Regions from separate parts of the Homo sapiens genome. Here region 1 is linked to region 2. A link is a loop called in an ENCODE intact Hi-C map of the cell type or tissue named here. Cell type or tissue: HepG2. All regions are shown on one strand. Region 1 holds the start of GCFC2 (GC-rich sequence DNA-binding factor 2). Region 2 has its middle 390 kb from the start of LRRTM4-AS1.

Region 1 (2,500 bases), 890 kb before region 2:
TTTATTTTTAGTGTGATAAATATTGATAGGTATAACCTACTGAAACAAAAGCTCTTTGGAATCCTTAATCATTTCTAAGAGTCTAAAAGAGGTCCAATTCCCAAAGAGTTTGAGAACCACTATTCTAGAAGGCAAGAGAAAAGGAACTCCTGACTTCAACTTTCATCTACAAAGTTTAACCAGAAAACAAATATAAAAGGTCATGAAAACTTTAGACAAATAGAAGGTCACAAGAAAGACCAAGAAATCACGAAGATCATAAACCTGGAGGACATTATGTTACATGAAATAAGACAGGCACAGAGAGACAAACACCACATGATCTCACATATGTAATCTAAAAAAGTGGAAATCAGAAATCACAGAAGCAGAGAGTCGAGTAGTGGTTAGAAGGGACTGAGTGAGGTTGAGGGTAGTTGGGAAGATACTGGTCAAAGGGCACACATTTTAATTAGACAAGAGGAATTCTATTCTACAACACGGTGACTAAAATTAATAACAATGCATTGCATACTTGAAAATTAGTAAGAGTAGATAGTAAGTGTTCTCACCACAAAAAAAAGTAAGTACCTAAGGTAAAGCAAATGTTAATTAGCTCCATTTAGTCACTGTAGACACATTTCAAACATCATGTTGTACACTATAAGTATATACATTTTTTACTTCTCAATAAATTAATAAAAATCACTTTAATGACAATAAAAAATAATAGGAAGATTTTAGCTCTCAAGACTAACCAAAAACCGTATTCCTCATTAAGCTACAATTCCAACTCAGAGCAGCACATTTTATTTAAACAACTTTATGCTGCCTTACACCTGTATTTAAGAACTCAAAGGTACTTCAAAATGACGACACTATATCTAACACCATTACTGGTACCATCTACAGTGTCATGAATCTCTATCATGCTTCTTTGTGTTGTATATATTACTATTAGTTTTTGCAAATAACTGGTGAAAAAAGAAAATAAACAAAGGGGAATGTCCCAAAACCTAGATTCCTGTACTACTCTGGCTAAATGTTTTCAAGAAAGATAAGTTGGTCAAGTGTCTAAAAGGTACATATAACTTCTGCCCACTTAATAGTATTATAAATTATTGAACTTTGTTGTGACAGTTTAGGTTCTTCATAAACTTTGATAACTGTGTTAGTTATAACTGATGGAGTCAACTGATGGTGAAAACGAAGAGCCTCCCAACTGTACACGATTGTTTTATTTCCCCCAAGGAGTCCAAAAGGCAGATGCAGATAGCGGGCAAGTGCTCGAGCTATTTTCTCGCTCACTACCTTCTGGATAAGTCTTTCTGGATAAGACTCAGCATGGCTTGTGGTCGGCAGCAAGTTATAGAACCCCCAGAGAAGGATCCAGAGACCCCGCGGCCCCTTCCCGCCCTGTGCCGTCACCTCCCCGCTTCCCCGCGTCTCCCTGGACACCTGAGCCTTCGTCCGCGCGGGGAGCCGCTTTGGTGGCACGCCGGGAGCTCGCCCAGACCCGGCCCCGGCCACGAGGGCCCCGAACCCGGTGGGGCAGTCCCGCCACCTGCGCGCGGCCTCCTCCAGAGGGCGGCTCTTCCTCCGCAGAACCCGGGACCGGAAGTTCCCTCGGCGCCCCAGGCTCAGCAGGCGACTCCTCGGCGCCATCGCTGTCGCTGGAATCAGCCGCGCGCTGCCGAAAAGTCCTTTTCGGCCTGTGAGCCATGGCCGAGGCCCGAGCGCCCGGCGCCCTAGAACCCGCTGAACCGCAAGCCGCAGCTTCAGTGCCCGCCCCCTAGGGCGCGCTCCCGCCGCGCCTGGCCGCCGAGTGCGCGCGCCCGTCCCGCCTGCCTTCTGCTCACCGCTACTCTGTCTGCGCCTGCGTGCTTTGGCTCCCTGGATCTGGTAGGCCGAGTTCTGTTCTGGGGCCTGAGTTTGCAAAGCATTCCCTTTGCCAGGTTAGGTTGCGTGGACTGACACCTTAGAGATTTTCACGGCCTATCCGGTCTGAGTCCCACGGAGAGCAGAACTCACGTGCTGTCCTTGTGCAAACCCCATCCAGAAATCAAGCGTTATGCTTTCCGTCCTGGACTGGAGCCAGATCCGTTGTCTTTTACTTTCTGGAGAGAGTGCCCCCTCCAACCAAGATTTAAAACAAACGAAACCCCAGCAGTGTGAGGCTCGGGGTAGGAGGAGATGCCTTTGAGAACAAAACCATAAAGTCTGTACATAAACAATGCATACAGACTAGCAAAAATCAAATGACTTCCCCCAGGCAGCAGGGCTTCAAGAGAGCCTGGTTAAATGTTTTCACCCTTAAAGAAACTATCTAAAAACAAAAAGCTATTGTCTGACGCAAATTTGTTCTATATTCATCAAGCTCTGTCTACTACTGTATCTGTATGGTAGAAATACTATATAATGTTGAGCTACTGCACACCTGTTATCAACTCCATGTTTAGTGGCGTCATATTGAGAGGTGACAGCGGGCCAGCTGGAGTTCCGGGTGGGCATGGGCTTGGCG
Region 2 (2,500 bases):
TGTAACCTTCTCCTGGGGAATAAGAGTAACTGAGAAAAACTATCATATGGGATGAGAAGAACTTTTTGAAAGCAAAGGAAGAAGGTCATATTGTCTACTTCAGTTCAAAAACAAAATTTTCAGCCCAAGTATCCTTAATGGCAGAGAGGAGTTAAACATAGACTGGAGGAACTGAGAACGGAAGCCCAAAGCTGATTTTTCCAAGATTTAATTGGCTTTATTTTTTCTGTGAAAGTTGTAAAACAATCCTGAGGTAAATTTACAAAATTCAAAAAGCACACATGCACAATTAGTGGCCCACAACTAACAGATCCATATATATTATCCTAATCTTGTTTCTGCATGTAAGTACATATTTTTAATTAATTAATTCATTCATTATTAAGAGCTACCTCTGTTCAATCTAGATCAGCAGCTCTCAACCAGGGCACCTTTGCCTTCATAGGACATTTGCAAATATCTGGATAAGTTTTTGCCTACTGATACCTAGTGTGTAGAGGCCGGGGATAGTACAGAACATCCTACAATAACAAGACATCCTCTCACATCAAAAAATTATCCATCCCCAAATGTCACTAGTGCTGATGTGTAGAAACTTTAATGTAGATGCTAGGAATTCAGTGGTTTATAAAACAAAGTTGCTGCTTTTATGAAGCTTTTCTCTGTTTGAGTAGTAAACAAATACGTAAAATGGAGGCAAAACATGGGACTTATGGGAACTACAAGATGAAATTTGCATCGGGACACAGAGCCAAACCATATCAGACAGCTGAATTAGAAGCTGGGATTCAATATTGTGATTATTCAGGTCAGTTTTTTTTTTTTTTTTTGCCACCAAATCTAGAGTTTTTATTTTCCTGTTCTATTGTTCAAGAAATACCCCAGAGGGCTGTCCAACTACTTCATTAGTAAAGACACCATGATCAACTAGCAACTGCCAAATAACTCTCCAGGCCAAAGCACTCTGATTACTGCTATGTGCCTGCTTCCCTTTCCAGTAGACATACCCCTCTTGTATTTTGTGGTTAAGCCTGGCCTCTGCTACTCCTGGATTTCATCAACTCCATTGAAATCAGGGAACCCTTCTCAGTGGTAGGAATCTTAGGATCATACCTGACTTACTAAAAGTACACAATTTGAGGTGCTTAGGAAGCTCTTGGCCGCTAGTTGCTGCTAGACACAGTGCAGTGCAGGAGCCTGGCCAGAGCAACACATCAAAACCAGAAAGTAAGTTGTCCTCTTCAAGTGTCCCTCTAGCGCCATCTACTGATAGTTTACATTGTCCTGGCTGTCAAAGAAGGAATATTTACAGGGTCCAAATTCTTCATCATAGAAAAGACAACTTGAAGCTAAGGGGCAATAAATTGATAACTAGCATACCTTCTACTGTAAAAGTTTAACCATGACCATTTGGAGGCTTAAATGGAAGCTTCAAAGCCTTGGGGAACCAGAATTTATTTTTGCTCTGCCCTCATTGAAGATGTCTTAAGAACACAACCAAATACGAGGAAGCAAGATGGAGAAAAAGAAGCAGCATGCTCCTTTCCTTTAAAGTGGTGACTTGGAATCTGTACACGTTGCTTCCACATGTGTACCCATGTCCATAACCTAGTCACAGAGACACAACTAATAGTTACCTGGGAGGCTGCAGTCTTTAGCTGTGCAGCCAGTGACCAACTAAAATTCAAGGTTTCAATTACTATAGTAAGAATGGAGAATGGATATTGAAAACCAACTCCACTGCTATCTCAGTGACATCAAATTTGGAATGTTTATTAGACATCCAAATCTGCCTCATGCACCACCACTAAACTGAAATCATACAGTACCTGTTTTGTGATTGAACTTCTCCATTTAAAATATGTCTCATATTTCATAACGAGAAACATTTTACTGCATCCTGACACCAAATGTTGCATTAGAGTTTATTTTATTAAAAGCCTATAATGTATTCGATCAGTCCCTTACTCCTAGACATTTCTGCTGCTTCCAATTTTTAGTATAAGAATAAAGCTCTATGTATTAGATAAGACTCTGCACACATTCTTATTTTTTTCATGTACGATGTGTTCTGAAAAGCTGTATTATCCAGTCAATAAGTATATGAATTTTTAAATGTTTGGTTATGTGTTGATAAATTACTTCTCAGAACAATATAAACCCACAGTGATGCATGAGATGCCTATTTATATCTCAGAACAATATAAACCCACAGTGATGCATGAGATGCCTATAACACCCGATTTTTGTTTTATTTTTATTACTTGTCCATTTATTTGAGTCATTTGTAATTCTTCCTATCTATACTTTTGTAAAATATTTAATAAGATATGTTGTAATGTATTCTGATCAGAGATTTATACAATGTATACATAATATGACTCCATTTTAATGGGCTATATTTTTTTATGGGAAATATTGATATTTGTATATGGAAATATTGATATTCACTTTTTATCTGCACAAAGTACTTGCTTCCATATGATTCTTTTTAGTTTTC

The links. Hi-C counts contacts between places; a loop is a spot of excess contacts. Peaks named below come from ENCODE experiments on the same cell type or tissue, not always from the same donor. Only the 100,000 strongest peaks of a DNase experiment are listed, where the experiment ranks them.
Region 1: a loop joins it to region 2, with 4 times the contacts of the local background. A loop is called at or near these places in 2 of 110 quality-filtered maps.

Annotation. Positions count from the first base shown.
Region 1 is chr2:75,709,154-75,711,653 of GRCh38, forward strand. It overlaps GCFC2 (GC-rich sequence DNA-binding factor 2), which reads right to left and starts at 1,762. Exons shown (of 17, transcript NM_003203.5): 1 at 1,438-1,762. The coding sequence starts at 1,702. LOC105374813 (a long non-coding RNA gene) reads left to right here and starts at 1,786. Exons shown (of 3, transcript XR_940260.2): 1 at 1,786-1,881. RefSeq lists a silencer at 1,294-1,593. In HepG2, a CTCF peak has its summit at 1,556 (motif pointing right); a DNase peak (open chromatin) is centred at 1,848; H3K4me3 peaks cover 2,453 bases.
Region 2 is chr2:76,598,702-76,601,201 of GRCh38, forward strand. No RefSeq gene overlaps it. Among named protein-coding and RNA genes, the nearest start is that of LRRTM4-AS1, 390 kb to the right of the region's middle. In HepG2, a CTCF peak has its summit at 1,222 (motif pointing left); a DNase peak (open chromatin) is centred at 1,230.